Linked DNA regions of Homo sapiens: all the other regions are linked to region 3. Evidence: chromatin contacts called from ENCODE Hi-C or POLR2A ChIA-PET data. All regions are on one chromosome and are shown on one strand. The core of a region is the stretch at or near the end of the contact, and the rest is flanking DNA. Distances in the headings are between cores, read along the strand shown. Region 1 holds the start of PTOV1 (PTOV1 extended AT-hook containing adaptor protein). Region 2 holds the start of AP2A1 (adaptor related protein complex 2 subunit alpha 1). Region 3 holds the start of GYS1 (glycogen synthase 1). Region 4 overlaps CYTH2 (cytohesin 2).

What was found. A loop is a pair of places that touch in the nucleus more often than their neighbours do. ChIA-PET counts read pairs that join two places held with the same protein, here RNA polymerase II (POLR2A). Pooled maps may share reads with other maps.
Region 1: a pooled map shows a loop between it and region 3 (11-fold over the local background). The contact joins the promoter of PTOV1 here to the promoter of GYS1 in region 3. A Hi-C loop is called at or near these places in 1 of 37 single-sample maps with no recorded cell type and 11 of 50 pooled maps.
Region 2: a loop to region 3 is called in a map of CD8-positive, alpha-beta T cell, with 28 times the contacts of the local background. The contact joins the promoter of AP2A1 here to the promoter of GYS1 in region 3. A Hi-C loop is called at or near these places in 1 of 168 maps with a recorded cell type or tissue (CD8-positive, alpha-beta T cell), 1 of 37 single-sample maps with no recorded cell type and 7 of 50 pooled maps. POLR2A ChIA-PET finds 5 or more read pairs at or near these places in 1 of 52 experiments (CD4-positive, alpha-beta T cell).
Region 4: a pooled map shows a loop between it and region 3 (3-fold over the local background). The contact joins the enhancer-like site here to the promoter of GYS1 in region 3. A Hi-C loop is called at or near these places in 1 of 37 single-sample maps with no recorded cell type and 6 of 50 pooled maps. POLR2A ChIA-PET finds 5 or more read pairs at or near these places in 5 of 52 experiments (A673, CD4-positive, alpha-beta T cell, HEK293 and 2 more).

The regions. Positions count from the first base shown.
Region 1 is chr19:49,849,709-49,852,408 of GRCh38, reverse strand. It overlaps PTOV1 (PTOV1 extended AT-hook containing adaptor protein), which reads right to left and starts at 1,250. Exons shown (of 12, transcript NM_001394010.1): 1 at 910-1,250. The coding sequence starts at 1,080. It overlaps PTOV1-AS1 (PTOV1 antisense RNA 1), which reads left to right and starts at 733. Exons shown (of 4, transcript NR_040037.1): 1 at 733-841. RefSeq lists silencers at 1,052-1,341, 1,782-1,861 and an enhancer at 1,442-1,551.
Region 2 is chr19:49,765,594-49,768,369 of GRCh38, reverse strand. It overlaps AP2A1 (adaptor related protein complex 2 subunit alpha 1), which reads right to left and starts at 1,369. Exons shown (of 23, transcript NM_130787.3): 1 at 1,170-1,369. The coding sequence starts at 1,236. RefSeq lists enhancers at 905-1,673, 1,727-2,704 and a silencer at 1,235-1,814.
Region 3 is chr19:48,992,013-48,994,712 of GRCh38, reverse strand. It overlaps GYS1 (glycogen synthase 1), which reads left to right and starts at 1,404. Exons shown (of 16, transcript NM_002103.5): 1 at 1,404-1,718. The coding sequence starts at 1,601. It overlaps RUVBL2 (RuvB like AAA ATPase 2), which reads right to left and starts at 826. Exons shown (of 15, transcript NM_006666.3): 1 at 790-826. The coding sequence starts at 801. RefSeq lists enhancers at 928-1,017, 1,708-1,847 and a silencer at 1,138-1,497.
Region 4 is chr19:48,478,834-48,481,533 of GRCh38, reverse strand. It overlaps CYTH2 (cytohesin 2), which reads right to left. Exons shown (of 12, transcript NM_004228.7): 12 at 1-2,411. The coding sequence ends at 2,324. Among named protein-coding and RNA genes, the nearest start is that of CYTH2, 11 kb to the right of the region's middle. Within about 2 kb of position 1,258, at least 29 of the 41 ENCODE cell types and tissues checked have a DNase peak (open chromatin) inside an H3K27ac peak, as active enhancers do; they include A673 and CD4-positive, alpha-beta T cell, where a contact is called at or near this core.

The sequences.
Region 1 (2,700 bases), core at 1-2,500, 860 kb before region 3:
AACTAGATGCGAATGCTGCAGGAAGGGGCGAAGGCAGTGGAGTGAAGGGGTACGTTTAAGTTGTGGGAGGTGATCTAAGTCTCGGTATCCATGTTTATGACCCCAGGAAGCCTGTTTAAGGTTTCAGTAGGGCTGCCACAGCTCTGTGCCATCCACACCGCTGAGGCAGTGTATTTAAGAAGCGGACCCGAGCGCGAACCCAGGGGAAATCTCACATCGGGGCAAGCGTGTGCACGGTGCAAAGTCGCGATGTGCGGTTTTACAGCCCCAGGTAAACCTTACGGTTTCTGAAAAGCATGTGCATCTTTTGGGTCCGGAGAAGCGTGTGCAGCCCAAAGTACCTGCGAAGCTGAATGTTTACGTTTAAGGTCTGGGCTCACGGCAGTCCATCAAAGCATCCCACATGTGGGCGCGGGCGCGTATTCTAGGTGCGCACTCCACGGGCACGGAGCGGCCGCCAGGGGAGAACGCCCACGGGTGCGACATCTGGGGGCGCTGGTACAAAGCGCGGGCCCCTCCCTCGCCGCTGTCCCCCAAAACCGCCCCCATTTCCAGGTTTCCTGCCCGGAGAGCGAGCAACTCTCCAATAGGAAAAACAAGCGAGCGTGCCGGCTGCCTGTCTGCCGCCCCCAGCCCGCGTTTAAATCGGGCCGCGGAGTCAGCAGTAATATGAGCCCGCCCCGCCCCCGTCCCCCAACCCCCCACCCCGGCCCGAACGCGCAACAAAGGGGAGAGCGCGGCGCGAACCACCGGGTGCTCCACGGGGGAACCCGGCCCCGGGCGGGACCACCCTTCGGGCCACAGGGGACACCCCGGAGCGGCGGGGGCTGCGGACAAAGGCGTGAGCCCGGGATAGGGGCTGGGGGGGCGGGGCCGTGGAAGGCTCTGGAAAAAGGGCGGGGGGCTCACCATGGGAGGGGCCGAGCGGGCCCGGATCCGCGGAGGCTGCGGGCCTCGGGGGCTGGCAGGCCAGGAGCGCGAGCGGACGGCGCGCACCACGAGGGGCCGCGGAGGGCGGCCGCGACCCCCGAGGGGGCCCCCGGCGCCGGAGCGGTACGGGGCACGGCGCGGACGGACCATGGCGGGCGCGGGCCGAGCGGGCGGGGAGCTGCCGCGGGCCACAAGGGGGGCTGCGGGCTCCACCGACTGAGGGGCGCGGGCGCGGGCGCGCGGCTTCGGGGGAGACGGGCTGAGCCGTACCAAGCTCGGGGGACGCGCCGCCGGAGTGGGGTCGCCGCGGCCGAACCACTGAGGCGAGCGGGGGAGCCCGGCGCGTACCAAGCGCGTCCGAGGGGGCGTGGCCGGAGCGTACCAAGGCGGCGCGGGGGAGCGGGGCCCGGGCGGGAGCGGAGTGTGGGCTCGGCGGTCCTGCGGGCCTCTCCGGCGCGGGGGAGTCCTGGGAAGACGCGCGAGCCACAACTTCAGGGGGCGTGGCGGGAACGGGAGCCCCTACCGAATGGGGTGGCAGAAGAACGAAGGCGACACCAAGCTGGCCCCTTGCGGGGGTCGGGACGGCGGGAGACCTCATCCGGAGCCCTGGGCCCGCAGAGCCAGGAGACCGCGCCAAAATACATCAGGGAAGAGGGGAGGACGGAATAATGGGCCTGGGGACAAAGGAACCCACTGAAAGGGAACCCACTGAGGGTACGGATTGCACCCGAGCCTGAGACAGCTGAAGGTTTGCAGTCGGTGACGTGGCGAGGTGGGCAAGGGACTCCAACTCCCAGCGGGCCCCGCGCGGCCTGGGCGGGGCCAGCTGTCCCTGGAGGCTCCGCCCATTAGCCCCGGCGCCCAGGCTCCGCCCGCCGTCCCTGGCGACTCCAAGCTTCTCGCCACTCACGTCGCTCCCCGGCCTTCCGTGGATTCGCTCATTCGCTCTGCTAAAATGGAATGACTACTTACTAGTAGTTGTATAAGATTTTTCCCTCGATTTTTGTTCCTTAAACGTGGGTAATACCTAACCCTAGAGTGGTTATGGGGATCGAGCCCGAGGGGCTGTGCTTGACTGCTTGGCGCAGTCACTACTCAAATGTTAGCTTTTCTTTAAAAACAACAACAAAAATCTGTTATGAGTACCCTGTCCAGTTCTGTGCTCGGCGACGACCGAATCAGACCACGTCCCTCACAGGCCCCACGGTCCACTGGGGAGAGACATAATCACAGGCTGTGCTAAGTGTTAACTAGCGCACATCCACAGGGCGATGGGATATGACCATAGCGAGGTAAAGTTAGCAAGCAAGGGAAGTCAAGAAAACGACCTGTGAGCAACCTGCCATTCCAGATGGCTGGAAAAGTGTGCAAAGAGGACAGAACAGCAAAGACAAATCCTGAAAGTAGAAGGAATAAAAGGGAGCCAGTGTGGGCGGAGTCGAGTGAAGGTAGAGAGGAGAAATAGACACAGCTGTAGGAGGTTAGAGACGGAGTCCCTACTTCTGTTTCGGATGTTGACTAAACAATGTAGATAGATATTGATGTCATAGCCTGGAGAGAGAAATTCGGGAGTCATCAGTGTTTGAATGGAGACTGGATGAGCTCACAAAGAGACTGGGACACTCATCCCTTTAGCAGTCACGACAATGAGAAGCAACCAGCAAAGGACACGGAGGAGTGGCCAGTGAAATGGCAGAAGAACCCGTAGGCCTGTCCATGTTTTCCTGCCCAGGGGCTCCCGAGGGCTGACTGGAGCCCAGCCTTAAACCC
Region 2 (2,776 bases), core at 120-2,619, 770 kb before region 3:
CAGTGCTCAAACGCAAACCCAAGTCTGGCTGACCCCAGAGCCCATGCGGATGCAGCCTCTGAAGACTCCTGGCAGCTCCAATCACCCACAGCCATTCCCAGGAGTTGAGAGCTGACTTGCCGCCAGGATTCCCATCGTCACGACAACTCTTCCTGGCAGGGACCACCGTCCCCATATTACTGTGGTCAAATAGAAAAGGGCTCAGATCCCTGCCTGTCCTGCTGCCTGACCCCTGACCTCTCTCTGGGATTAGACTTCCCCTATTCCCAGCTTTCCAGATATCTACCCCTCAAGCACTTCAGAACCCAACGCCTTCCTTGAGGTCTGGGCGCTCCTTCTTCTACCCTTTCCCCAATCCCCTACTCTAATGTCCTCTTCTTTCCTGGCCCCCCGTTCCCTGTCACAGGTTCTCCCAAGACCTTACACCGACAGCTCTTTTCCTCTGTGTTCCTTGGGTCCCTCCTTTCCCCTCAGCTGCCCCTCTAGCCCCCTCCACACTGCCTTCCATGTCTTCTAGGCAATCTCCCACCCTGAAGCCCCTCTATCCTTCACCAGGGTGTCCTTATAGTCTCCCCGTCCCATCATCTCCCTGCCCCAAACTCATGGACTTTCAACCACTCTCAGGCCTCCTCTATACCACTGGCCAGGAGCCTCGGTGACCTATCTAACCCCTTTCCCCTGTATGACACCCCCTATCCCAGGTCCTCAAGCCCTGCTTCATTAGGCTTCCGGCATTCCACTTCCTCCAGGTCCCCTCTGGCCTCTTCCCATTCCATCGCTCCACAGGGCACCCCCGCCATACACTTCTTTCACTTCTTCTCTACATTGGGAATCCCTCTAACCCCATCGTTTGTAAGATCCCCCAGCTTTTCAGTCTTTCCCAGGGGACACCTCTATGCTCCCATCCCCGGGACCTCACTGGCTTCCTCCCCTTTCAAGCCCTCCCGGACCCCTCTAGCTACTCCGTGTCGTCACCTCAAGAGGCACTCTATGACACCCCAAGCCCCTACGTGCCCCCCACTCTAAAGTTCTTCCTGGGGCCCATCTATGCTGTCCCTATACGGCCGCAGAGGCTTTTGATCCCCCGGGTCCCTCTGTGATCCCCAAACCCCTCAATTTCACGCTCCCCCCTCCCCCGCGTCTCCAGTGTCCCCCGGCCGCGCGCTCACAGTTCCGGATGTCGGAGATGAACACCGCGAGCCCCCGCATCCCATCGCCCTTGGACACGGCCGGCATGATGGCGGTGGTGTCGGCTCCAGGCCTGGCCGGACAGGGCACAGAGCAGCGGGGGCTGGCAAGCGGGGACCGGGCGGAAAGGACCCCAGGCAGCGCCAAGGAGCCGAGCCGGCCGCGGGGAGGGCTGGCTGGCGGGCGGGCGGGCGGGCTGGCAGGCCGTGGCACCGCCCCCTGCCCCTCCCCTCCGCCCGCGGTCCGGAGCTCTGAGCCGCCCACTGGCTTGAGCTCCTGCCGCTCACAGGCGGGTTTCTCCCCCACTTCCTCTCTCATTGGCCGCCAAGCAAAGGCACGACGCTACGATTGGCCCAGTGTTCCGCTATTTCCGTTTGGGAGCTGGGGAGGGGGGGGAGGAGGCGTTGCCCGAGAGACGGGCGGGGTTCGATTGCGTATCATGGGCCCGCCCCCTCCGCGCGGCCAGGTCAAACACTGATTGGATCTAGCGGCTCTCCAAGGAGGAAGGGAGGGACGTGAAGGAAGGCGGGGAACGGTCCTAGGAGGCGGGACTTAGGTTGACTGGGACCAATGAACGGGTAGACCTGCCCCGCAGGCGTCGCGGATTGGCGAGATCTGTCCTACTTCAGCCCTCCATTGGGCGGCTGTGGGGCGGGCGGAAGGCGAAGATCAGTAGAGAAGGAAAGAGGGGAGGGTGTCACTCCGCTCGGCTGGGATAGGTGGAGCGACGCCTGCAATTCCCTGCTGCAGAGAAGGGGTTGGGCGAGGCAAGAGAGCGTGCGGTGTTTACTGCGCAAGCGTCTCCGTGTTCCCTTTCTCCCTCCACTGTCACCCCCGACTGCTGAAATCCTCTTCTAGGAAGCCTTCCTCCCCTCCCCCCTTCTCTGCAGCCAACGTGTCGGGACTTGAGTTGTCAGGAGACCTAGAATCTCAGAGTGAAAAACAGTAATTCAAGGCTAGTCCCATTAAGCAGAAGTTAAAACTTAGGTCGAGAGGGCGAATGACTTGCCCAGGGCCACACAGCTTGGAAGTGAAAAAGCAGAAATAAACGTAAACCGTATCTTGGCTTACTTTTCAATATATGTTGCCTTTTTTTTTTTGTCCAACCGCAGTGTCTCTCGGGCAGCCTCCATTGTAGCAGATATCAAACCAAAATTGATTGTCTCCTCCAGACTGGGAACTCCTTCTGGGCAAGAATGGGACCTGGCCTTGAACAGTTTCAACAACATTTGTTAAAAGAAGAAATAGGTGAATCTGCTTTGGCCCAGCCCCAGCCTCCATCCCCAACCCCCAGCTCCCCAGAGACTCTTTGGTAAACTGGCTTTGGGGAAGGCAAAACGGCCAGAACTCCCAACGCCCCAGGAGATTGAGAAATTTGGGACAAAGGGAACTGGAAGAGTCCATTTCTGTCACCTGTAGGAACAAAACTCCACCCCATCAGCCTTTTCTAATCTCAGAAGCCAAGAATTCCTGGAATGAGCCTTGGGGGTGTGTTCTGGACCTTTGGAATGGCCATTCTGAATCCTGGGAGATGGAAAGGAGGTTGAGAAGAGCCCACCTTCCAGGCTCAATGGATGCGTCCATTTGG
Region 3 (2,700 bases), core at 155-2,654:
AGTGATCCGCCCGCCTCGGCCTCCCAAAGTGCTGGGATTACAGGCATGAGCCACCACGCCAGGCCAAAATCGCTTCTTTATTCAGGTAATTGAGCAGGTGCCAGGCCAAGTTTCCTGGCCTCTCCTTCATTCACATGTATTCATTCATTCAAATATTCAAGTGATAATTTATTGAGCATTTACACTGAGACGTAGCCCGTGTGAAATACTGGAAATATGAAAATGGCCAAAACGGTAGCATGACAAGATCCCGATTTCTGGGTCCCTAATCCTTCAGTCCTCTCCACTAAGACTCTCTTGTTCCTCGACAATTTCTTCCCACTAAAGGCTCACTAGGCGCCCTCGCGCTCTCAGACACACTGAACAGGTACCTGCCTGTGCTTCCAGCTTGGAACTCAAGTGCCATTGGCACCACTAACAATCCAAGGCTCCCAAATGGCTCGAAGCGCAAGGTCCTACAACCCTCCTCATCACACACTGGCGCCAAGGACTGCGGAACCGGCCGTTGCGCCAAGATGATTTTGAAAGTTGGAGTTCCTATAGCATGATGGGGCCAGACCCGAGATTCTGGGATCCCAGCCCCCTCCCCGCCTCAGATCCAGAAGTCCAGCCCCCATGTCCCCTTCTCCCCCAGATCTGGGTGGCCGAGCTTCCTCCTCTTTCAGACCCAGGAGTCTGAACCCCCAGATCCCCCCTCCCTCAGACCCAGGAGTCAGGGCCTCCAGCATCCTCCTCTCTCAAACTCGAGACTGCTAGCTCGCTCCTCACCCTCCATGCACCCACACTTACAACGGTTGCCATGATGCTCACCAACTGCCAGAGTCCTAGCGGAAACGGAAACGCGCGAGGAGCGAGATGTTCTGGCTCCTCTAGGCTAGCTGGTTCTTCAAAGATCTCGATGGTTCCTCATAAATATGTAAATATTGTGGGGGCGTGGCGGGACTTTATGCCCCGCCCTCCCACCGAGGCTGCGCTGGAAGACGGGCGTCCGGAACTCCTGGGTCCATTCCCAATGTCTCCTGGCTCCTCCTCCTTTTGCTCAGCCCCACCACCGCCCCGCTCAGGCCGATTGCAAAATTCTTAGCTGTTCTTTGAGTAACCACACGTCCTCCACGCTCCTTTCCTCTTTATCCCACCCTCCTCCTCCTCCCCACTTTGAGGCCTCCAGCTCCAGATTGACAGAGCTGAAGGCCACTCGTTTCCGTAAAGCGCAGCGGCAAGCTCCGCCCCCTGGAGGTCTCACGGCCGAGGCGGGGCCGGGACACAGCGACTCCAACCCGTTCCACCAATGAGGACACGCGGAAATCCCCGCCCCCGGGCGTGGGCCAATGGCGCTGGCTGGGGGGGGCGGCCACCGCCTCCTGGCGGCTGCGAGGTTTCACTGCAGGGGCGCCAGTGGGCTCAGTGACGCTGCGGCCTCCTTCTGCCTAGGTCCCAACGCTTCGGGGCAGGGGTGCGGTCTTGCAATAGGAAGCCGAGCGTCTTGCAAGCTTCCCGTCGGGCACCAGCTACTCGGCCCCGCACCCTACCTGGTGCATTCCCTAGACACCTCCGGGGTCCCTACCTGGAGATCCCCGGAGCCCCCCTTCCTGCGCCAGCCATGCCTTTAAACCGCACTTTGTCCATGTCCTCACTGCCAGGACTGGAGGACTGGGAGGATGAATTCGACCTGGAGAACGCAGTGCTCTTCGAAGTGGCCTGGGAGGTGGCTAACAAGGGTGAGCACGCCAGGCGTCGGGGCCCTTGACGAGAAGGACAGTAGTGGATGGGGGCCCGGAACTCTGAGTTGTAGGAGGACGGGGCTACTAGGGGAACCCTTGTGACCTGGGCAAGGAGGCTGTGTCCTTGAGGAGGGGCTGGGAAGCCGGAGGTGGGTGGGAGAGGGATGGTTCGTTTGACTTAAGATGAAAGGAGGCTGGAAGCCCGGGTTCTGGGTCCTAGGGAAGAGGGCGCTAAAATGAGACTCCTAGGTCCTGGAGGCAGGCTTCCGAGAGACTAGATACCTGGGTCCTGAACAGGGAAGGGGATGGGGGGATGGGATTTCTGCGTGCAAACCTGGGAAGCTGCCGGGGTTTCAGACCTATGACCCTAACAGCATGGTCTAGGGGATAAAACTCCAGATTTGAGAGAGAGCTGACTGGGAGATAGGAGGCCTGAGCGGCGGTGGGAGGACCTGAGGATCTGGCTGCTTAAGAATAAAGATGGGACGGGCTGGAGACTGTAATGAATGCCTGGGCTTTGAAGGAGCTGAGGGCCTGAGCTATTAGTTCCTAGGAGTAGAGGAGCCCATGGCCTGGGACACATGCGTACTGGAATAGGGGAAGGCTGGGAAGTCCTAAGTTAGTCAGAGGCTGGGCCCTAGGATGGGAGGGGCTAGGAGCCTGCATTTCTGTGTCTTGGGCTTCAGAAAGCTGAGGTTCTGGCCTTGGAGAAGGCTGGGGCTGAAATCCCCAGGAACAAGCCAATCTCACACCTCAAAGAGCAGGGTCTGGGGGGTTGCTTTGCTGGGTCTTGGAGGAGAAAGGGACTGTGTCTCCCAGGAGGAGAGGGGGCCCGTGAACACCCAGCCGGGTATCGCCAGGGCCTGGGCTCCAGGATGGGAGGAGGCTGGGGGCTGGGGCTCCTGGGTCTGGGATAGGGTCATGGGAGAGGCAGAGCCCTGCATGCTGGTGTCCCTAGTCAGGGAGAGGAAATTGGGAG
Region 4 (2,700 bases), core at 9-2,508, 510 kb after region 3:
CTCAAAAACAAAACAAAACAAAACAAAAAACAAAAAAAAAAACCTACAAAAAAAATCAGAAGCGTGCTGGGAGCTTGGGGGTCCTGGGCGAGGAGGGAGCCGGACGCAAAATCCTCAGGTCCTGGGGGAAGATGGACTGTGGGCAATGCTGAAGGTCAGTGTGACGTGATGCAGCCTGGCTGGAATGTTCCACAGGCATCTCCAGCTTAATTTGGTCAAAACGGAATGCCTGATTTCCCCTTAAATACTCCCTTTCGACCACCTCAGTCATGGCACCGTCATTCACCAGCTGCGGCGGCTCTCAGCAAGTCCTTTTGGCTCCTCTTTCAAGACTCCTAGCGTGGCCCAACGTTCTCCACCTCCACAGCCACGCCATCCTGCACCGCACAGCTTCCTCTCACCTCCCCGCTCGCCTCCAAATTATTCTCCCTGAAGCAGCCAGGGGCCCCTCCTGCAACCTCAATCCAAACACGTCAGGCCCCTGCCTCCTGCCCTTGCACGGCTTCCATCTGCTAAGAATCCAGCCAGAGGCCCTCCTGGGGCGGCCCAGGCCCCACGCGACCGGCCGCCTGCCTCTGCCCTCCCCTCCCGCCGCACTCCCCTCTTCGCCACCAGCGGGCTCCGCGCCTCTTCCTGCCTCTGCCTGCCACGGAGCCGGCCGCCCTGCATGCAGTTCATCCGGGGAGGCGGCAGGAAAGGGTGACATAGTGGCGGGACCCGCTGTTTACCCTGGGACCTCATCTCCCACGACCTTCTTGGGTCGATGACTCCGTTTCCCTGGCACCTGTGGGAAAGAGAAGTGGGGAATTCTATTTTCTCATTTGGAACTCCATTTCCCACCAGCCCCCGGGGCCGCGGCGGTCAAAGCCTCCTCTACCCTCCACAAAAGTACGGGATCTGACTAAGAAAAAGAAGACAAACGCCGCCACGGAGTCTCGGGAAACTGCGACGCCCGGAAAAACCTCGGGTCTGGGTCACCGTGGCTTTGGCGCCGCACAGCCTGCCGATAACTGTAGTCCACCTTCCCGCGGAGGGGCGCAGGGTACCCCCACCGCGGGGGCCTTCAGGCCGGCAGGTGCCTGTGGCCAAGGGCGGGACAGGGATCAAAGCCCGAAATTCCGAAGCGCCGCATCCCATCGGAGAGCTCAAAAGCGAACACAGCGGGCAGGAGGGACTACAACTCGCGGCACGCCTCGGGGCCACAGGCGCCTCTCCCACCCGCGTCCCGGTCCCTGCTGGGACTTGTAGTTTGTTAACTAAAGAGCGCCTCAGCTTCAAAGGCGGGCATGGGAGAGTGACATGGGACCTCCCAATCCGCCATCGCACCCTGCTCGGGATCCACGAGCCCTTGTTCTTTGGGGACACCACACATACCCCAACTGGAGGGCAAAAGGTCACAGACCTTAGCCCAGGATTCAGGGGTACCCCACATGCCAAGACTTCACCTTCATAGAGGCGATCCTCGAATTTCTTTGGCTGTCAAGAATCCCAGGAAAGACGTTCAGAACGCAGGTCCTCAGCCCTATCCTTGACACAAAATGTCCTCCAAAGGAGGCTGATCCTTTGAGAACAGACAAGCCTGGCTCTGGCACTGGCCCACAGTCCTGCCCTCTTAGCCCGATCTAAGGCTGCCCAGCCCTTCAGGACATCCCATCAGCAAGGCCCTTGCAGGACATGGGCCACCTCCCCACTCATCCTTCCCTGACCCTCCCTGAGGTGGTCGCATGTTCTTCCAGCTCCAGGTTGTCCTCAAAGCCCTGGCCCAGCTCACAACCTCACCAGCTTCATCTCCTGCCCCTCAAAGACCTCAAGCCCCATGAAAGCAACGATGGGAACTAGCTGATGGCTGTAGCGTAACTGGCTGATGGCTGTCAAGTAACTTCTAGAATGAATGCTAGACCTTGACCCTGAATCCCTGCATTCTAAACTCTGTCCCCGGCCAATTCCAACTCCAGACTCCCACCATATTAACCTTCTCCCTTTACTCCACTCCTGCTGGGCTCGGGGTGAAACCAGAACAGACCCACCGGGACAGCCCAGGCAGCACCCAGAGACAGGCGGGTCCAGGCCCCTGTCCAGGGAAACAGGCTGGCTCCACGGAGCACCTCGACTCTGTCAACCCCAAGAAATGAGGGGGTCAGCAGGCCAAGTGGTTAAATAATTAATAAGATTACCAACAGCGTGTTAATTACAAAGAACAGTGAGGAGCTAGAGGTGGTGAATTTTCCAAACAGGGAACCAGGATCCACAGCCCCAAGGCCCAGGGGTCCGGCCACCCAGGCGGGGCAGCTCCGTAATAAATAATGGAGTTGGGGGCAGGGGGTCAGGGCTGCTCCTGCTTCTTCTTGACTGAAATCCGCTTCTTTCTCGCTGCCAGCATCTCATAGAAGGGGTCCACACTCACAGCCGCCCTGCAGAAGGGGAGGGGTCCCAGGATGAGGGCCAAGGAGTCCAGGCCTCCAGCCCCTCCTCCCTCATACCCAGGAGGAGTCTCAGACCCCCGGCCCCTCCTCCCTCAGACCCAGGAGTCCAGGCCCCCGGCCCCTCCTCCCTCAGACCCAGCAGTCCAGGCCCCCGGCCCCTCCTCCCTCAGACCCAGGAGTCCAGGCCCCCGGCCCCTCCTCCCTCACACCCAGGAGTCCAGGCCCCCGGCCCCTCCTCCGTCAGACCCAGGAGTCCAGGCCCCCGGCCCCTCCTCCG